Regions from separate parts of the Homo sapiens genome. Here region 1 is linked to region 2. A link is an interaction called in ENCODE POLR2A ChIA-PET data of the cell type or tissue named here. Cell type or tissue: PC-9. All regions are shown on one strand. Links, peaks and the distances in the headings refer to the core of each region. The heading gives the core; the rest is flanking DNA.

What was found. ChIA-PET counts read pairs that join two places held together with the same protein. Peaks named below come from ENCODE experiments on the same cell type or tissue, not always from the same donor. Only the 100,000 strongest peaks of a DNase experiment are listed, where the experiment ranks them.
Region 1: POLR2A ChIA-PET joins it to region 2 with 12 read pairs; 8 of 35 experiments call an interaction of 5 or more read pairs at or near these places.

What each region holds. Positions count from the first base shown.
Region 1 is chr21:41,757,850-41,764,400 of GRCh38, forward strand. The region is part of intron 1 of RIPK4 (receptor interacting serine/threonine kinase 4); the gene reads right to left. Among named protein-coding and RNA genes, the nearest start is that of RIPK4, 5.9 kb to the right of the region's middle. RefSeq lists enhancers at 2,477-3,111, 3,112-3,746, 3,747-4,381, 4,382-5,015, 5,717-6,316 and 2 more. In PC-9, for the core only: no CTCF peak of the experiment used is centred there; a DNase peak (open chromatin) is centred at 3,832; H3K4me3 peaks cover 2,500 bases; H3K27ac peaks cover 2,500 bases.
Region 2 is chr21:41,704,112-41,710,662 of GRCh38, forward strand. No RefSeq gene overlaps it. Among named protein-coding and RNA genes, the nearest start is that of LINC00479, 8.4 kb to the right of the region's middle. RefSeq lists a silencer at 2,558-2,852. In PC-9, for the core only: no CTCF peak of the experiment used is centred there; DNase peaks (open chromatin) are centred at 2,690, 3,270 and 3,590; H3K4me3 peaks cover 553 bases; H3K27ac peaks cover 2,500 bases.

The sequences.
Region 1 (6,551 bases), core at 2,583-5,082, 54 kb after region 2:
TTAGCTGGGCGTGGTGGCGCCTGCCTGTAATCCCAGCTACTCAGGAGGCTGAAACAGGAGAATCACTTGAACCTGGGAGGCGGAGGTTACAGTGAGCCGAGATCGCGCCATTGCACTCCAGCCTGGGCGACACAGAGAGACTCCATAACAAAAAAAAAAAAAAAAAAAAAAAATATATATATATATATATATAGAGAGAGAGAGAGAGAGAGAGAGAGAGAGAGAGAAAATGTAGTCAAATAGACATAACATAGTATTTATTATTTTAGCCATTCACAGGTGTACAATTCCCTGACATTACCCACATTCACAATGTGGTACAACCATCACCACTATCTACACCCAAAACTTTTCCATCATCCTCAACAAAAATTCTGCACCCATTAACCAATAACTCCTTCCCTCATCCCCATCCTCAGTAACCTCTTTTCTACATTCTAGGCAAATTCATATAAGCATAAGCATATAAAATTTGCCCTTCTGTGTCTGGCTTATTTCATTAAGCATGTTTTCAGGGTCTATTCACACTGTAACATATATCAAAACTTCCTTTTCATGGCTGAATAATATTCTGCTGCACGAATGTACTGCGTTTTGTTCATCTGTTCGTGGGTGCAGGCCATTTCCACCTTTTGGCTCTCGTGGATAATGCTGCACATCTGCACACATTGGGGGACAAACGCCTGGAGTCGTGGCTTTCAATTCTTTTCGATACATACCTAGGAGCAGAATTGCTTGGTCACAGTCTATGTGTCACATTTTGAGAAACTGCCAAATGGTTGCCCACAGCGTGCCACCACCTTGTTTGTATAAATAAACTTTTACTGGAAGAAAGTCTCACTCATTCATTTAAACACTGGCTGTGGCTGCTTTTGCACTTCAAAGGGGAGAGGAGTCCTTGCAACAGAGGCCCTGCGGCCTGCAAAGCCTAAAATGTTGCCTCTCTAGGCCTTCGTGGAGAAAGCTGACCAACCTCTGGTCTAAGGTCACTTCCCTGGTGCAGCCTGTGTTTTCACAGACTAGAATCCCAGTGCAATGGTCTGTATTGGCATCATGGGTCAAAAGTCTCAGAATGCGTTCAGAGTAAGAGGCTGAATCCCACGGACGCACGCTGGCCATGCAGGATCGAGATCAGCAGCCCCAAACACAGACATGGTAGAAAGCACCCAGGAAGCTGGCTGGAATGCTGGTTCCCAGGCCTCACTCCTTGAGAATGCATTCCAGGTTGGGGCTGGAAAATCTGTTTTTTTGTTTGTTTTTCTTTTTTGAAACAGAGTCTCGCTCTGTTGCCCAGGCTGGAGTGCAGTGGCATGATCCTAGCTCACTGCAACCTCTACCTCCCAGGTTCAAGTGAGTCTCATGCCTCAGCCTCCAGGGTAGCTGGGATTACAGGTGTGCCACACTCAGCTAATTTTTTGTATTTTTAGTAAAGATGGGATTTTGCTGTTTGCCAGGGTGGTCTTGAACTCCTAGGCTCAAGTGATTTGCCTGCCTCAGCTCCCAAAGTGCTAGGATTACAGGCATGAGTCACCGTGCCCAGCCAATCTGCTTTCTAATAATATAATAAGCTCCCTAAAGGAAATGTTCAGAACCACACTAGGAGAGATCCGACCTCCTATAGCAGGAAACCCAGCAGCTCCATGTCCACACACAGGCCACGCAAGGCAGCTGGCTGGGGTGGCCTCCAGACAATTCCCCCAGAATCCAGCGTCCAGCCCAAGTCCCTGCCTATAACCCAGTGTCCGCTGCCACAGCAGGGGGCTCTTCTGGAGCTCGGACACAGGCCTGCTCCTCCCAGTGACAAACCCGGGAGCAGGTGCTGGGAAATCACTCAGTGGCTCCCATTTCCTCGCCTGCTGGTGAATCCAAAACAGTGCCAACAGAACGCATCCATTTCTTAATGATCTGACCGCCCCTGCGAGAGTTCAGCCCCTCCTAGGCTTCCCTTACCATAGTGAAAACACTTTCCCTGCAGGAAAGGCCAGCAGGAACCCCTGGATCCTACTGTTTAGCTCTTGCTGTGGAAATTCCCATACATCGGACAGGTACCAAAGGCTCGGAGATCTCAGCCTGTCTGCCCCCCAACAATGCAAGCCCTGCAGCTAGGGCTCTGCGTCTCAGGACATAGCCCACTGGTTCTCAATTAGAGGCAACTTCACCCCCCAAGAAACACTGGGCAATGTCTGGAGAGATTCTGGCTGTCACAACTAAAGGATGCTACTGAACATCCTACAATGCATAAGACAGCCCCAAGGCTAAGAATTACTCAGCCCCAAATGCCAACGGTGCCAAGTTGAATAACCCCGATGTAAATCAAGTGAGTGCATTTTCAGCCAATAAACTACTACTGTCCAGAATCACCACTTCAGTATTCCCAGCACTCACCTGACCTATATTTTAAGCAGTTCTGTGTATTGGCAAGTGCTCGCTTGAATCCACCATATGTCAGAACTAAGGACAAGAGGTCCCTTTCCCGCCTTCATGGTGTTTACGTGTACCCTCTAAGGAAGAAGATGGCGAACTACCCCCAAAAGAGAAGTGTGGTTGAAAAATCTAAGCCTCTTGAAAGGAAGGTCCAGGGAGCTATGGAGAATCAAGAGAGATCCAAAGTCAGAAGTCAGCATAGGAAAGGGCCCCTGAGAGAATCGGGAAGGCTGAGACCTGCGCAGAGTCCAGGGGCACCCGGGAGGCCAGCAGAGCGGAGCAGTCGCTGTGGATCCCCTTGGGCTTGGCAAAGCAGAGAGGGGAAGCCAGCAGAGCACACACACTCTGTTGGAAGAATCTGCAGGATGGGTCCATTGACTGCATGTGGAGGGGAGAAGCTTGCAGGACCTCTCTGGAGCTGCACCAGGGGTCACTAGGCAGCTCTCTACGGTGGACGCGGGAGCACCCCAGGAGGAGCAGCTGGGGGGTGTGGGGGGTGGGCAGGTCGAGTGTGTCTGAATACACTCAAGGAGCAAAGAATCCCACTGGCCTTGGGAACAAGTGAAGCAAGTATCAGGAATGAACGTGAAATTATTATGAGACAAAACTTAGGGGAGCACGGCCTGCTTTCCTAGCGCTCTGGTTAAATGACCAACTAATGGAAAACAAGATGCCCACCAGTGTGCAGTGCTAGCCTGTGGGGGTCCCTGGGCTGAGCTGAAAGCTGCCCCATCACCAGCATACCATCGGCTGCTTCCTCCCTCTCCAGGGGAAATCCCTCTCCCTGCAGCCACAGGCTTGGGCCAGGCTCTGGGACCCATCAAGGGATGGGGGGTGCAGATCAGATCGTGGGACTCTCAACCCTGTCCCCAGTCTCAGTGAGCATTGGGAAAAAAGGAAGACGAGGACCTGATGCCAACGTCAAGCATCAGCTAAAATGAAACCGGTCACCAAAGAAGGAAAATGACACCTCTCAGCTCCCAGCCTTTCTCCTCCTCTGGGAACACCGGTTGGCTGAGGCCCTCATTTGTTATTTAAAGGAATACCAGCACAACTTCCAACCCGGCAACTGCCACTAACTTCCAAACCATCGGACTGGGACATGGTACCAGCTGCTGCTTCTCTTTTATGTCTTGTTAAGAATCAGAGTTATGATTTGTCTGTTTCCGATTGCTCAAATGTGGCCAGCTTGCCGCCCCTCCCCTACCAGTGTGGCCTCCCTCCTCCGGACACTCTGCCCCGGGGCGCTGGCGAAAGTCCTTCCGTAGGACTCAGACCCACATCCACTGTGCAACCGTGTGAGGCACACCCTCCTCGCCGGAGGGTTTTGAGGAAATGACAATTCGGGTGTTTAGAGGCCAGCCATTCGCAAGGGTCATTTTTCCACATTAAGTAGACATTCTGAGAGTGAACTCTCTAAGCCAAAGCTGACTGATAATAAACACGTATTCTGAGAACAATGTCAATCAAAGGAAGGCTGAGTAGCTTATTAAGTGGAAGCTCTGAGCCACTCCACAAATAGTGTTTTCTTTTATTTGCCCAAAGGGCTTAATACATAAAACCCCGGTGACTTCTGATTGCAGAGTGAGCTCATTGGCGACTCTAACAGCTACGGGCTGGCAGCAGTGCACACCCCTCCCCAGCGCACCGAGTTCAGCAAGTACTTTACTCTCCCTGCCCCGGGCTCTTTCTGCAGAACGGAGACCCCATTTACCTTACTTTAAAAGAAACAACAAACAAACAAAAAAGGGCCACTGCTGCTAGTTGGCTCCTGAAAGCGGATCCCGGCTAGAATCTCCTAACGGAGTCCACCCCAGCTTTGCGCAACTGCCTGAAGGGAGCCCGGCACGACTTCCCCCTTCCATGGGCCACACATTTGAGGGCACTTTCTCGAGGAAAATCAGCTGTCCTGGAAAAAAAAAGTCATTGTTTCCGTGGACAAAAGTGTTGTGACAGCATGATCCAAACTGGCTTGGGGTAGACAGGATTCCAGCTGAGGAAGGGGGTCCCGGGACCGCCCTGTGGGAGATCTGAGGCCCAGGAGTGGGGGTGGGGCGGCTCCCTTGCCTACCAGCCTGGATTTCGCTCAGAAGCACCAGCATGTCCTCAGAAACTTTCCACACTGTTTACCATCCAGTAACCACTGGGCCAAAACCCACACGACCCCGCCTTCCAGCCCCTCTCCAGGTGCTCCCTAGGCGCACATCTGGGAAACTCCAGCGGCTTTAGGAAGCTCCAGCCCTTCTGGGGTCGGGTGTCGCCCGGCGGCATTTGCAATTCAATAAGCCTGAAAGGGCCTCTTTGCAACAAGCTGCAAGAAGAGGCTTTTCTGATCAGGGAGGTTAAGAAGTGCTCAGGTACTCGAAGCACAGAAAGAACCCACCAATTGCTTTTGAGCAATGGCACTATTTTTTTTAATACATTTTTTTCTCCTAAGCAGTGTTTCTGGCTTATTTTAATGATTCTGGCTTATTCTGATGACCACACAAAAGGAACTGTAGATTTATTACTATTATCATTTTAACACGTGGAGAGATGCCGAATCCAGCCTAGGTGCTGGGGTGGCGGCCAGGGAGCACAGAACATCACACAGTCACATTCGCACCGTCTCCAAATCGCATTTCTTACTGTTGACAGTGAAGTCAACGTTTCTGGGTTGACCAGAAGCCCCTCTCGTCGGTGTTAATTAAAACACAACCTAAAAACTGTGCCTTGCTCCAAGCGCAGCTACGCTTAGGCACAGTTCAGAGGGGGTGGCATCCTATTCCCCTCTCCTTCGCTGCTGGTGAAAGCGTTGCTAATTCTGCTTCCACGCAGGAACGGGAAAAGCCCCCCCTCCCCCGCAAAAGTGTCCTGGGTCCTGTTTTGGGTTCCACATGAAAAATCTCTGGGCATTAATTAGGATTAACTTGGGGTTCAACTTTTTAAAGATACGGTGAGTAGCACTTAGATGAATTCGGTTTTCTCCTCATTTAGGGCTAGCCAAAGTGTATTTCGCCCTCCCAGGGAGGCCAATGGAGTAGCGAGAAATACGAGAAATATCATCACACCAATCATCTCTAAAAGGAACTTCTAAAGAAGTCCCAAGGTTCTTCTCCAGGCTCAGAAATTCCAAAGACCTGTGGACCAGGCCAGCTGCGGTTTCCCCTGCAAGCACGCATCCTGGAAAGGGGGAAAGAACTGCCCCGGGACATGGTCTTGTGCAAGCGGAGAAGCAATAAACGAAGGGAAAAGTGAGAAGCAGGGAGGTGGGGGAGACGGTGAGACCGCTCAGGTAACAAAGAGCTCCGAAGGAGAAACCTAGCAACTACCTTCAGGAAAATGCAGCCGGAAAATGTGTTTCATCATCTGTTAGCTGATGCCTCTCAGCGAGGCCTTCTGCACACCAATCCAATTATGTTCCCAGGGAGCCTCGGAGGGGTTCCCACACGGCTATTTTTAAAACTGACAAGAAACGGGCTTGTCCAATCGTCAGCTCTGTTGTTACAAACCTGGGGTTTGCTCAGGCTCGCCCCGACCAGCCAGGGCTGAATGTGGCAGGAGCGTCTCCCAGCCGGCGCCCCGCAGGCACTGGCTTCTTCTGAGCATCCCCTTAGCTGGGGGCTGGTAGGGGAGGAACGGGGCCTTTGGGATCACTTTATTCTCTCCAAACTGGTCACAGCACCCATCCCTACACCCCACCCTAGGCCCTGTGACCCCCACAATGAGGGTCAGCCAGGGAGGCCAGCTGCCTCTCCAAAGCCACCCCACAGGACCCTCCGAGGCACCGAGCCCCATGATGAAGGTAATCTCAGATCAATGGGGTGTCACCTGTGAACTCCCAGGAGGGCCCCCTGGCAGGCACTTCCTGTCCCTGGGAGCCTCGCTAAGTGTCTGGGGGCTGGGCGGCCCCCCAACCTTTCCTGCACAGAAAAGCAAGCTCACATGGCCTGGCGCAGCCTGCTCATCAAACAAGCCCCGAGCAGGTGCTGTGGCCAAGGGCCGGCTGAAGGCCTGGCCCAGGGGAGCTGCAGGGAGCCAGGAGACCCCAGACCACCTTGAGAGGCAAGCAGCGTTGGCCAGTGAAAATCAGCCTCACCTGCACCTGTACCTGTGGTGGCTCCTATGTAACAAGTGGACTAGACCAT
Region 2 (6,551 bases), core at 2,118-4,617:
CACCCCACCATGCCCCCGCCCAGCCTGGCTCTGCAGCTGTAGTCCTAAGCTGGGCCACTCTGCCCGTGGCCCCTTCAGTGCCTTGGCCTCGAGGAAGCCCCACGTGTTGGGAAGTTGTGGCAGGCAGGGCCTGCAACCTGCAAAACTCCCAGCTTCTCGCAGGACATGGCTGCGGTGGGGACTTTCCCAAAGACCCAGGTGAATTCAGCTGACAGGGCCAACCTGTTTGTCTTTATGATCCCAGTGTTGTCACAGGCCCAGGACTGCCTGTCCAGGCCCAGGGAGGAGTCGCTTGGCCCCAGAATAGCCCCTGCAGGAGGTGAGCAATTACCTGGGCAAACAAAGAGAGTGCAGGTGTGCCAGGCGACTCACACACCTGACCTCAAACAGACACCACAGAGTTCAGGGGGCCACCCACTTATTGGAAAACTACATTATATTCATAGTGATCACTACTATTTATTGAGGTCTTATTATGCGCCATCCACTGTGCCTAAGTATTTTGCTTGTAATAATTCATTAATTCTCACAGCCACCCATGAAGAAAGCACTTTCACCCCCACCTTCCAGGTCAGGAAGCTGTTCCGAAAGGTCAAGTCACTGGCCTGGTGTCACTCAGTAAATTGAGATGTCCACTCCGTGGCCCCCTCTCTGTCCCTAGCACATTGATTAACCTCTGCTTTTCAAGGGTGGATTGGATTTTGGAGATTGACAAGTGCTGGCAGAGCCAAGGGAATGAAGTGATCCAGCCAGAGGCTACGCTCTGAGTTCCGCAGCAGGTGCAGCTCTCCAGCAATGAGCCCAAAGCCCGGCCATGTGGGTCCTAAGCTCACCCTGGAGGCAAAAATCCAATGGAGAGTCTCCAGCCATTCCAGTCGGGTTCTCTGGGGTCTGTCCGTCTCTGCTGTTGGGCTGAGCGGTGCAGAGGACTCAGGGGTGCCCTCAGGACAATGCAATCCCAAGAAGGCTGTCCCCCTCACACACACACAAACACAAACACAAACACACAAACACACAGCATGTGCAGCATGCCGGGTACACACAGGTCAAAGCCAAGCCGAGGGTGGTGGGGGGAGGGTGGGCTTGTATAGCCTTCAACACCCACCTCAAAAGCCACAGAGCATGCAAAGGACCAGACACAAGGAAAACCCCCTCCCGCCAGGCACCTTCCAGAAGGCACAGGTCAGGCAGATGGTGATGGCAGAGGAATGTATCAGGGGAAGCTGAGGTATAAAGGACCTTCAACAAGTTTGGTGACAAGGGAAGAGGACAAAGTGGGACTGTGCTAGCGAAGCATGTTGATGAGAGGAGTTTTTAAGGGTGGAAAGTTCTGAGCAGCCATGAGGGTGGAGGAGGAGGTCAGTGACGAAAATGCTGTATGTGAATTGTATCCACAAATGATATGTCCCAGTCCTAAACCCGGTGCCTGTGAATGAGACCTTATATGGAAAGAGGGTCTTAGAAACGAATCAAGTTAAGATGCGGTCATGATGGGTTAGGGTGGGCCCTAAGTCCCATAACACTGGTGTCCCTGTAGGAGGGAAGTTTGGACACAGACCTGAGTAGAGGGAGGATGAAGTGAGGAGGCACACAGAAGCGGGCGGGCCAAGGCCAACGTGGGGATGTAGTGATGCAGCCACCAGCCACGGAAGCCCAGGACCACGGGCCACTGACAGACATGGGAGAGACGCAAGGAACTGTCCTTCCCCAGAGCCTTCAGACGGAACACAGCCCCACACACACCTTGATTTCAGATGTCTGGTCTCCAGAACCATGAGAAAAAAAAATCTGTTGTTGAATTCACCCAGTTTGTAAAATTTGTGGCACCAGCCATGGGACACTCATGCAGAGGGTGACCTGCTTGGCTCCAATTTCTCAGAGTTGGGCACAAAATCAGCCACAACCCTGTGGTTGTGTCTGTTCTGAGCACAGGGATGCAGCCCACCCCTTCCTTTCCGCACTCTTCCCTGGGACAGCAGGGATCTGAGGAATTCCTCTAGGGGCCTGGCTGCAGGAGGTCCCCGCTCCAAAGCCCAAAGGAGGCAGGTGGGAGTAAGTGAACAGGACGGGAAACGCCGAGCAGGAACCTGCATAGTACGGGGGAGCCCCCAGGCCTGCCTACCGTCTCAACACCAGCATTTGGATTCCACTAGGAAGGAAAACAAGAAGACTGAAAAAGACAGAGAGGAGCAGGAGAGTGTGCAAGGGACAGTCTCTGTCTTCCACATTGGCTGTTTGCCAGAGCATGGCCTGTTGGCACCCCTCGCTTGTTCATAGGTGGCTGACAACATAGCCATAAATCCACCTGTGCCAGTCCATGAATGGACAAAGGGCGAGAGATGACCCTGCTTCAGCCACAGAGGCCAGTGCTCAGACTCCAGCCAGCTGGAGGCCCCCAGGCAGGCGAATGGGCTTGGGTTTCTAAGACCAACACAGAAATGCCCAGGTACACTGTGCTGCTTTTCTCTGGAGAAGAGAGAACGTCCCTTTCACCAAGTTATTATTTCTTCCTTTTAAAATTTGATTGTTATAACATTGTTTTAATAGTCAAGTAGTGCTGCAAGGCTTGTGATAATAAACAGTTGTTATCACTGCACCTCTTCCCACCTCCAGCTCCCTCCCCTGTGAGTCATCGGCCTTCAAGTCTCTCAGCTGTTTCTCTTGACCTTGACCTTCACACTTCCAACATGATTACAGTACTATTCCTTTCGGTTTTATCTCACTTACACCACCACCTCCCACACACTCCCACCTATTCCACCTACCCAGCATCTTCACAACTTACACAGTTACACAATTCGCAACCTTTGGCCAAGTCAATATTTAGTTCTGATATTACTATGACCACCATAAATGTTGTCACAACTAAACCACTTAGGGAACTAGGATGGTCTTTTCTTTTTAGTACAACTTTTTGATTTTCCTGGGGTTAACAATTGCCTCATTTTTTCATAAACTTAATTTTTTTGTCTACTACTTACCAATTATCCCCCCCCCAATTTTCTGATAGACCTATAAAAGTCCTCTCAACAAAGTCAAACATACTAAGTAATCATTCTTTTGTTGTTGCTTTGTTGTTGTTTGTCCTTCCCCTTGGAGACATCCCCTCCAGAGCTCTCTGTCCTATTTGTATCTGGGCTGGCTGACCTCTTGGCTTGTGGCACAGCTCCCCCTTGAAAGTTCCCTTCAACTTCAGTGAGAATTCCTTCGTATTTTTCTGGTGCTAAATCTAATGTGTCCTGTGCCTCACATCTTTCTCTTTTGGGGTTTACTTCCTTGTGCAAGTGACACCCATACCACAGGAACTTGCTGAGAAAGAATGCATGTGAGGTTCAATGATTTCATCTTGCATACCTTCAAACATCTTTGTTCTACCCTTACATTTGATTTTTCATTTATTATTTGAAAATGTGGCTTGCCTTTTCAGTAAGGAAATTCATGTCCTGCAGGTCGGTATTGTTTTGTTTTGTCTTTTGGCATCTTTCTCCTCTTTCTGCTCGCTCTGAGTGCCAACTCCAGAGCTGGTCTGGCTCAATTTCTCTATAGTGTGCACTTCCTGAGTTCTCTTCAGTGAGGTGGATGAGTCATCTAGCCAGGTGGATAACGAGGAAGTCTCAGGGACTAAGTGTCTCTGACAATACATTCAGCCACTACTACAGTATGAAGCCAGCCCCTCATCCCCACCTTCAGAGACCCCTGGTGCCTCAGATTCCTCGGCCATTCTGGAGCTGCTGTGCCCGAGGCTTGTGTAGTTGGAGATCATTTTGGCAGTCAGTGCTGCTTCAGCTTTCACTGTTCTGCTGTGCCAGCACATCACCAGGGATCACCTTTGGCTGCATGAACCAGAACCCCATTCCAGGGCTCAACCAAACAGCACTTTAATTTTCTTACCCAAGCAAGCAGTCCTGGCTTGTACAGCCTCCCCAGGATGTCACCAGGACCCCAAGCTCCTTCTATCTTGCTGCTCTGCCATCCTGTGTCACTTTCTTCCTCATGGAGGCTTCCTGGTCACAGGACACCCACTCCACCTCCAGTCTCTTGTTCACAATCCAAGGAGATGGAAGGAAAGAAATGATGAGGAACCAGGGTGGCTGCAATGTCAGCAACAGTATTTCCCAGGATCTCTAGCAGATTTTTTTTGGGGGGTGGTTTGTTTGTTTGTTTGTTGGGGTTTTTTGTTTTGTTTTGTTTTGTGACAGAGGCAGGGTCTCACTCTGTCACCCAGGCTGGCTGGAGTGCAATGGTGCAATCCTGGCTCACTGCAGCCTCGACCTCCCAGGCTCAAGCAATCCTCCCATCTCAGCCTCCTGAGTAGCTGGGACTGCAGACACGCACCACCAAACCTGGCTAAATTTGTTTATTTTTTTATAGAGACAGGTTTCACTATGTTGCCCAGGCTGGTCTTGAACTCCTTGGCTCAAGCAATCCAAGCTGGTGAGAACGTGGAGCCAGTGAAGCTCACACAAGTCACCAACGAGAATGCAAGATGCAATAGCCACTTTGGAAAATAGGTGGGCAGTTTCTTATAAAGTTAAACAGATACTTAATGAATGACCCAGCAATCCTAATCCTGGATATTTACCCAAAAAGTAAAAACTAGTGATCAGGGCAGGCACAGTGGCTCACGCCTGTAATCCCAGCACTTTGGGAAGCTGAGGTGGGCGGATCTCTTGAGGTCAGGAGTTCAAGACCAGCCTGGCCAATGTGGCAAAACCCCGACTCTACTAAAAATACAAAAATTAGCCGGGTGTGGTGGTGTACACCTGTAGTCACAGCTACTCGGGAGGCTGAGAGAGGAAAATTGCTTGAACCTAGGAGGCGGAGGTTGCAGTGAGCCAAGATCATGCCATAGCACCCCAGCCTGGGCAACAGAGCAAGACTCTGTCTCAAAAACATAAACAAAACAAAAACAAACACAAACAAACAAAGCCTAGAGATCACAGAAAAACCTGGAGACAAATGTTTCTGGCTGCTCATTCATAATCGTTCCAAACTGGAGACAACCCAAATATCCATCAGCTGGGACGTGGATAAGCAAACTGTGGGGAACCCTAACAGCAGATATTATTGTTCAGCAACAAAAAGGAACCATCTACTGACACTTACAGCGACATGGATGAATCTCAGACGTGTTACGCTGAGTGAAAGATGCCAGACACCAAAAGCCACACGCTGAGATCCCATGGAGAGGACATTCTGGAAAAGGCAAAACTGTAGAGACAGGGAACAAATTGGTGGTTGCAGGGGCTGAGAGTGGGAGCTGGGAACTGGCTGCCAAGGAGTGTGGGGGTGGTTTGGGGGTGATATAGATGTGGTCTATGTTTGGCTATGGTGGTGGTTACACAACTGTGACCACTTCGTCAAACTCATAGAACTTTGTCAAAACTCGTAGAACTGTACACTAAAACAATGAGTTTTACCGTATGTTGATTATATAACTCTATCTTTTTTTTTTAATAGGGTCTCATTCTATTGCTTGTCACCCAGCTCAAGCAATCCTCCCACCCCAGACTTCCTGGTAGCTAGGACCTACAGGCGTGTGCCACTATGCCCAGCTAGTTTTAATTTTTTTGTAGAGATGAGGTCTTGCTATGTTGTCCAGACTGGTCTCAAACTCCTGGCCTCAAATGATCCTCTCACCTCAGCCTCCTAAATTGCTGGAATTACAGGCATGAGCCACCTCGCCAGCCTATATCTCAATAAGCCTGACTTTTAAAAGGTTTCAGGCTGGATGCAGTGGCTCACAAGACCAGCCTGCACAACATGGGGAGACCCCATATCCAGAAAATGTTTTTAAACTATTAGCCGGGCGTGGTGGTATGCACCTGTAGACCCAGCTACTGGAGAGGCTAAGGCAAGAGGATCACATGAGCCCAGGGTTTTCAGGCCACAGTGAGCCATGATCATGCAACTACACTCCAGCCTGGATGACAGAGCAAGACCCCATCTCTAAAAAATAAAGGGAAAATAAAATTGTAAAAGGTTTCAATCAACAAACTTGTGGAATACTGAATACCACACCGCTATTTATTGACACCCTGATCATGTGGGTTTAGTCAAGGCCCTGAAAAGTCCTGCAGTTCATTTAACCAAGAGTATTATCCTTCAAGCTTTTTTCCAAGTGACAACAAAAAGGAACCATCTTGATGTACTGGCAAGCATCAAGCAAGATGATCTGGAATGTCTCCCTCCGCACAAATAGTCTGTGACTGTAAAGTGGTTTGGGCCAATGGCCTCCCTGAAGGAGGCTCTGGGAAGTGGGAATCAGACCTTGTGTTTAGGTTTCTTTGCGGAGAGCCGCCTCCTCTCCTCGTTCACGTGCTGACTCAGGTCTTCTCCAGCCCAGGAAACATGGAGGGAGGGAGCAGACCACATGTATGTCCACACCCTTAGAAAACAGTGGCTCCCACAAAGGGAGAGAGGCTGAGCCCCAGTCCTGTGGATGGTTGCTGCCCAGCCCTGGGAGGCTGGTGGCAGACACGCCCTGGGAGGCTGGTGGCAGCCAAGGGACCAGACCCTCTCAGCCCGTGGCCCCGCCATCAAGGCTGTCA